Regions from separate parts of the Homo sapiens genome. Here region 2 is linked to region 1. A link is a loop called in an ENCODE intact Hi-C map of the cell type or tissue named here. Cell type or tissue: psoas muscle. All regions are shown on one strand.

Region 1 (2,500 bases):
TGTGTTTCTCTTTCTGTTTCCATCATCTCCCTGTCTCTCTCTGTCTCTGTGTCCTCCTCCTCTCATCTCTGTCTCTGTCTCTCTCATTCCCCTGTCTCTCTCTGTCTCTATCATCTCCCTATCTATCTCTGTGTCCTCCTCCTCTCATCTCTGTCTCTCTCTGTGTTTCTGTCTCTGTCATCCCCCTTTCTCTGTCTCTGTCATCTCCCTGTCTCTCTATCTCTGTGTCCTCCTCCTCTCGTCTCTGTCTCTCTGCCTCTCTCATCTGTATCTCTCTCTGTCTCTGTCATCTCCCTGTCTCTGTCTCTCTCTATCTCTGTGTCCTCCTCTCATTTGTCTCTCTGCCTCTCTCATCTGTATCTCTGTCACTTTCTCTGTCATCTCCCTGTCTCTCTATCCCTCTATCTCTGTGTCCTCCTCTCATCTGTCTCTCTGCCTCTCTCATCTGTAGCTCTCTCTGTCTCTGTCATCTCCCTGTCTCTCTATCCCTCTATCTCTGTGTCCTCCTCTCATCTGTCTCTCTGACTCTCTCATCTTTGTCTCTGTCTCTGTCTCTGTCATCTCCCTGTCTATCTCCGTGTCCTCCTCCTCTCATCTCTGCCTTTCTCATCTCTGTGTCTCTCTCTGTGTTTCTGTCTCTGTCATGCCCCTTTCTCTGTCTGTCATCTCCCTGTCTCTATCTATCTCTGTGTCCTCCTCCTCTCATCTCTGTCTCTCTCATCTGTATCTCTCTCTGTCTCTGTCGTCTCCCTGTCTCTCTATCTCTTTGTCCTCTTCCTCTTGTCTTTCTCTCTGCCTCTCTCATCTGTGTCTCTCTCTGTCTCTGTCTCTGTCATCTCCCTGTCTCTGTCTCTCTCTCTCTGTGTCCTCCTCCTCTCGTCTCTTTCTCTCTGCCTCTTTCATCTGTGTCTCTGTGTCTCTCTGTCATCTCCCTGTCTATCTCTGTGTCCTCCTCCTCTCGTCTCTGTCTCTCTGCCTCTTTCATCTGTGTCTCTCTGTCTCTGTCTCTGTCATCTCCCTGTCTCTGTATCCCTCTATCTCTGTGTCCTCCTCTTCTTGTCTCTGTCTCTCTGCCTCTCTCATCTGTGTCTCTCTCTGTGTCTCTGTCTCTGTCATCTCCCTGTCTCTCTGTGTCTTCCTTCTGTCTTCTCTGTCTCTCTGCCTCTCTCCCCCATCTCTGCCTCTGTCTCCCTCCATGTCCCTGAGCCCCTGCCTGCCTGCCTGGGGTTTCCCCCGCTTCAGGGCAGCGGAAGGAAGGCCAGCAGGACATGCTGTGCTGGGAAAAGCCAGCAGGTCTCCACTTCTCCCTTTCACAGCCTCCTCCCCCGCCCCCACCCTCGGGGCCTTCCGAGCAGGGGTGGCCTGTGCTCCCCAGGGGGCTGGGGCTCCTCCACACCCTAATTCATCTCCCTAGCGGCCCCACGAGCCCCACCAGTGAGTCAGACCTGAAGGAAGTCGGGGAGGGGGCGGGCCTTGACCCTGGGCTGGGCTTTCCCCTGGGCAGGTCCCAAGTCCTCACCTCCCCTCTCAAGTCTCCCACGACGTTCCCACCCACTCCTGAGAGCAGAGCTGGCCGCAGCCATGACCCCGCAGCTTCTCCTGGCCCTTGTCCTCTGGGCCAGCTGCCCGCCCTGCAGTGGAAGGAAAGGTATGTGGGGCCCCTGGGGGACTGGGGGGCCCAGGCAGACGGACATGACACGAGGACTGGCCTCGGATCATGTCTGGGGTGGGAAATCACATCCTCCCGTGCCCAATGGTGGGATGGGGTTACCCTCCCATTGTACAGATGGAGGAACTGAGGCACAGAGAGGCAGAGTGCCACATTGGGGGTGGAAGGATGTCACCTTGTGGGTGATAGGGACTGGCAGTCACAGCTCAGAGGTATCCATAGAGCTACACAGACATAGCTACACAGACATGCGAATTTGAGTCACACTCATTCCTTTGGTTTCTTTTTGGTTTTGTTTTTTGAGACAGAGTCTCACTCTGTCGCCCAGGCTGGAGTACAGTGGCACCATCTCAGCTCACTGAAACCTCCATCTCCTGGGTTCAAGCGAGATTCTCCTCCCTCAGCCTCCCGAGTAGTTGGGATTACAGGTGCCCGCCACCATGCCCGGCTACTTTTTATATTTTTAGTAGAGATAGGGTTTTACCATGTTGGCCAGGGTGGTCTTGAACTCCTGACCTCAGGTGATCCACCCACCTCGGGCTCCCAAAGTGCTGGGATGACAGATGTGAGCCACCGCGCCCGGCCGACATTCATTCATTTTGCACTAGAGAACATCTCCATGTCCTTGAAGACAAAATGGTTACAGCAGGGCATGGTGGCTCATGCCTGTAATTCCAGCACTTTGGGAGGCCAGGGCGTGAGGATCGTGAGGCCAGGAATTCGAGACCAGCCTGGGCAACATAGTGAAACCGGACCCCACCAATCTGTACAAAAAATTAAAAAATTAGCTAGATGTGGTGGCACGTGCCTGTAGTCCCAGCTACTTGGGAG
Region 2 (2,500 bases), 360 kb before region 1:
GCCCTGACTGTGAGTGAGGCACTGGCCTGGGCCCATTCCTAGCCGGGCCGACCACTGGGCCCCCACGTCAGTCCAGTGACTGCCCCCAAGCCTCACTTTCCTCATCAGCAAAATGGGCTTCACAACACCTACCCCAAGGATCACGTGAGGGCTCAGTCAGTATCAGGTGCCCGGGACTCACCTCACACAGAGAATCAATAACCAGCAACGAGCATCCTGCCCATCACTAACAGAGTGTGATGGCGTTCCAACCCCGCCTCCCACTTCCTGAAACTCTCCAGGGGAAGGAGCTCAGCTTATAATGTATGCTAATAGTGTCAGAATCTAATTGCAGGGAGGAAGTGCCTGTAATCCCAGCACTTTAGGAGGGAAAGGCAGGAGATCTCTTGAGGCCGGTTCAAGACCAGCCTGGGCAAAATAGCAAGACCCTATCTCTACAAAAATAAATATCGCCAGGCATGGTGGTGCGCACCTGTCGTCCCAGCCACTCCAGGAAGCTGAGGGGGGAAGACTGCCTGAGCCCAGAAGTTAGAGGCTGCAGTGAGCCAAGACTGCTACGGCACTCCAGCCTGGGCAACAGAGTGAGATCCTGTCTCACAAACAAACAAACAAACAAACAAACAAACAAACAGAGGTTCTCTGGACAGGACATCAAGTATTACACCAAAATCCAGTAGTCTTCTAACTCAGATTTAACAAGAATGCAAAGGCACAGCTAGCCGACTGCGTAATACTGGTGGAACTGTGACAAACTGCTAAACAAAGAGAAAGGTAACGGCAGAGGCCTCTGGCCTGTCGCTTCCCACTACTCTGCACTTCCAACACACCACTTTGAGCTCTACATACTTTCATGACTAGTGTGACTTAACATGTACAGACCCTGTTGGAGCTCCTCAGCTATTCTCAGCTAAAAAACTGTGCTCAATGCTAATCTTTCTTTTCTTTTCTCTCTTCTCTTCTCTTTTCTTTTTTTCTCTCTTTTTCTTGAGACAGACTCCCGCTCTGTCACCCAGGCTGAAGTGCAGTGGTGCCATCTCAGCTCACTGTGACCTCCACCTCCCGGGTTCAAGCAATTCTCCTGCCTCAGCCTCCCAAGTAGCTAGGATTACAGGCATGCGTCACCACAGCTGGCTATTTTTTTGTATGTTTAGTAGAGATTGGGTTTCACCATGTTGGCCAGGCTGGTCTCGAACTCCTGACCTCAGGTGATCTACCCGCCTCGGCCTCCCAAAGTGCTGGGATTACAGGTGTGAGCCACCGTGCCCGGCCTGCGCTCAGTGCTAATTAAAAGCACTGCTGCATTCAGTTTTCCACATGGGATTAATGTTTCATTCTGAAGACCTGCAGCACTAATTCAACTTCTAAAAAAAAATATGAGATTCATAAGACCATATAAAATAAAATAAAGATAATCAACATTATCAACAGCTAACTGTAAACTTTTCTTATGCCTTCAAGAGTGAATGTGGGTCCAATTCTTACTGACCAACAATTAAGCAGTTCAGATACCAACCCTATTTATGGATGAAAATGTTAAGGAAATTCCTACCCAGGGCTACGGTTATCATTTTTTTGTTCATTTGTTTTAGAGACAGTGTCTTGCTCTGTTGCCCAGGCTGGAGTCCAGTGTTGCAATCCCAACTCACTACAGCCTCAAACTCCTGGGCTCAGGTGATCCTCCTACCTCAGCCTCCCAAGCAGCTGGGGACTATAGGTGCACACCACCACATCTAGCTAATTGTTAATTTTTTTATAGAGATGGGGGGAAAGGTCTCATCATTTTGCCCAGGCTAATGTCAAACTCCTGGGCTCAAGTGATCCTCCTGTCTTGGCCTTCGAAAGTGCTGGAGCGACAGGCATGAGCCACCATGCCTGGCCTGGTTATCAATTTTATAAGCTAAGAAAACCTACCCAAAACTCCTAAAAAATGAATTGCTGCCTTTGTTTTGGCAATTCTTGAAACAGGTGTTGTAAATACTGCTGTCCAAATGCTGCCATAAAATTGGTACACAAAATCTGGTATCTCATCAGTTTTCTCATGGCAGGTTATATAAACCATAGGTACTTTTTTGTTTGTTTGAGACAGTCTCACCCTGTCGCCCAGGCTGGAGTGCAGTAACGTGATGATCTCAGCTCACAGCAACCTCCACCTCCCGCGTTCAAGAGATTCTCCTGCCTCAGCCTCCCGAGTAACTGGGATTACAGGCGCGCGACACCACGCCCGGCTAATTTTTGTATTTTTAGGAGAGACAGGGTTTCACCATGTTGGCCAGGCTGGTCTCGAACTCCTGACCTCAAGCGATCCGCTTGCCTCGGCCTCCCAAAGTGCTGGGTTTACAGGCTGAGTCACCGCGCCTGGCCAAAACATACGTACTTTAAAAGCAGCCAAAGTTTCCAAACAAAAGTCATTTCCCACAAGAAAGAATGTCTAGTTAACCTAAAGTCATTCAAATAATGCCTATCATCTTGTTTCAAGGTTTTGTGAGAATGAAATGTATTT

Evidence for each region. A loop is a pair of places that touch in the nucleus more often than their neighbours do. Peaks named below come from ENCODE experiments on the same cell type or tissue, not always from the same donor. Only the 100,000 strongest peaks of a DNase experiment are listed, where the experiment ranks them.
Region 2: a loop joins it to region 1, with 2.1 times the contacts of the local background. A loop is called at or near these places in 2 of 110 quality-filtered maps.

What each region holds. Positions count from the first base shown.
Region 1 is chr19:4,227,970-4,230,469 of GRCh38, forward strand. It overlaps EBI3 (Epstein-Barr virus induced 3), which reads left to right and starts at 1,554. Exons shown (of 5, transcript NM_005755.3): 1 at 1,554-1,648. The coding sequence starts at 1,582. RefSeq lists an enhancer at 1,774-1,863. In psoas muscle, no CTCF peak of the experiment used is centred here; a DNase peak (open chromatin) is centred at 1,356; H3K4me3 peaks cover 450 bases; H3K27me3 peaks cover 2,268 bases.
Region 2 is chr19:3,863,780-3,866,279 of GRCh38, forward strand. All of the region lies in intron 1 of ZFR2 (zinc finger RNA binding protein 2), which reads right to left. Among named protein-coding and RNA genes, the nearest start is that of ZFR2, 4.0 kb to the right of the region's middle. In psoas muscle, no CTCF peak of the experiment used is centred here; no DNase peak of the experiment used is centred here; H3K27me3 peaks cover 759 bases.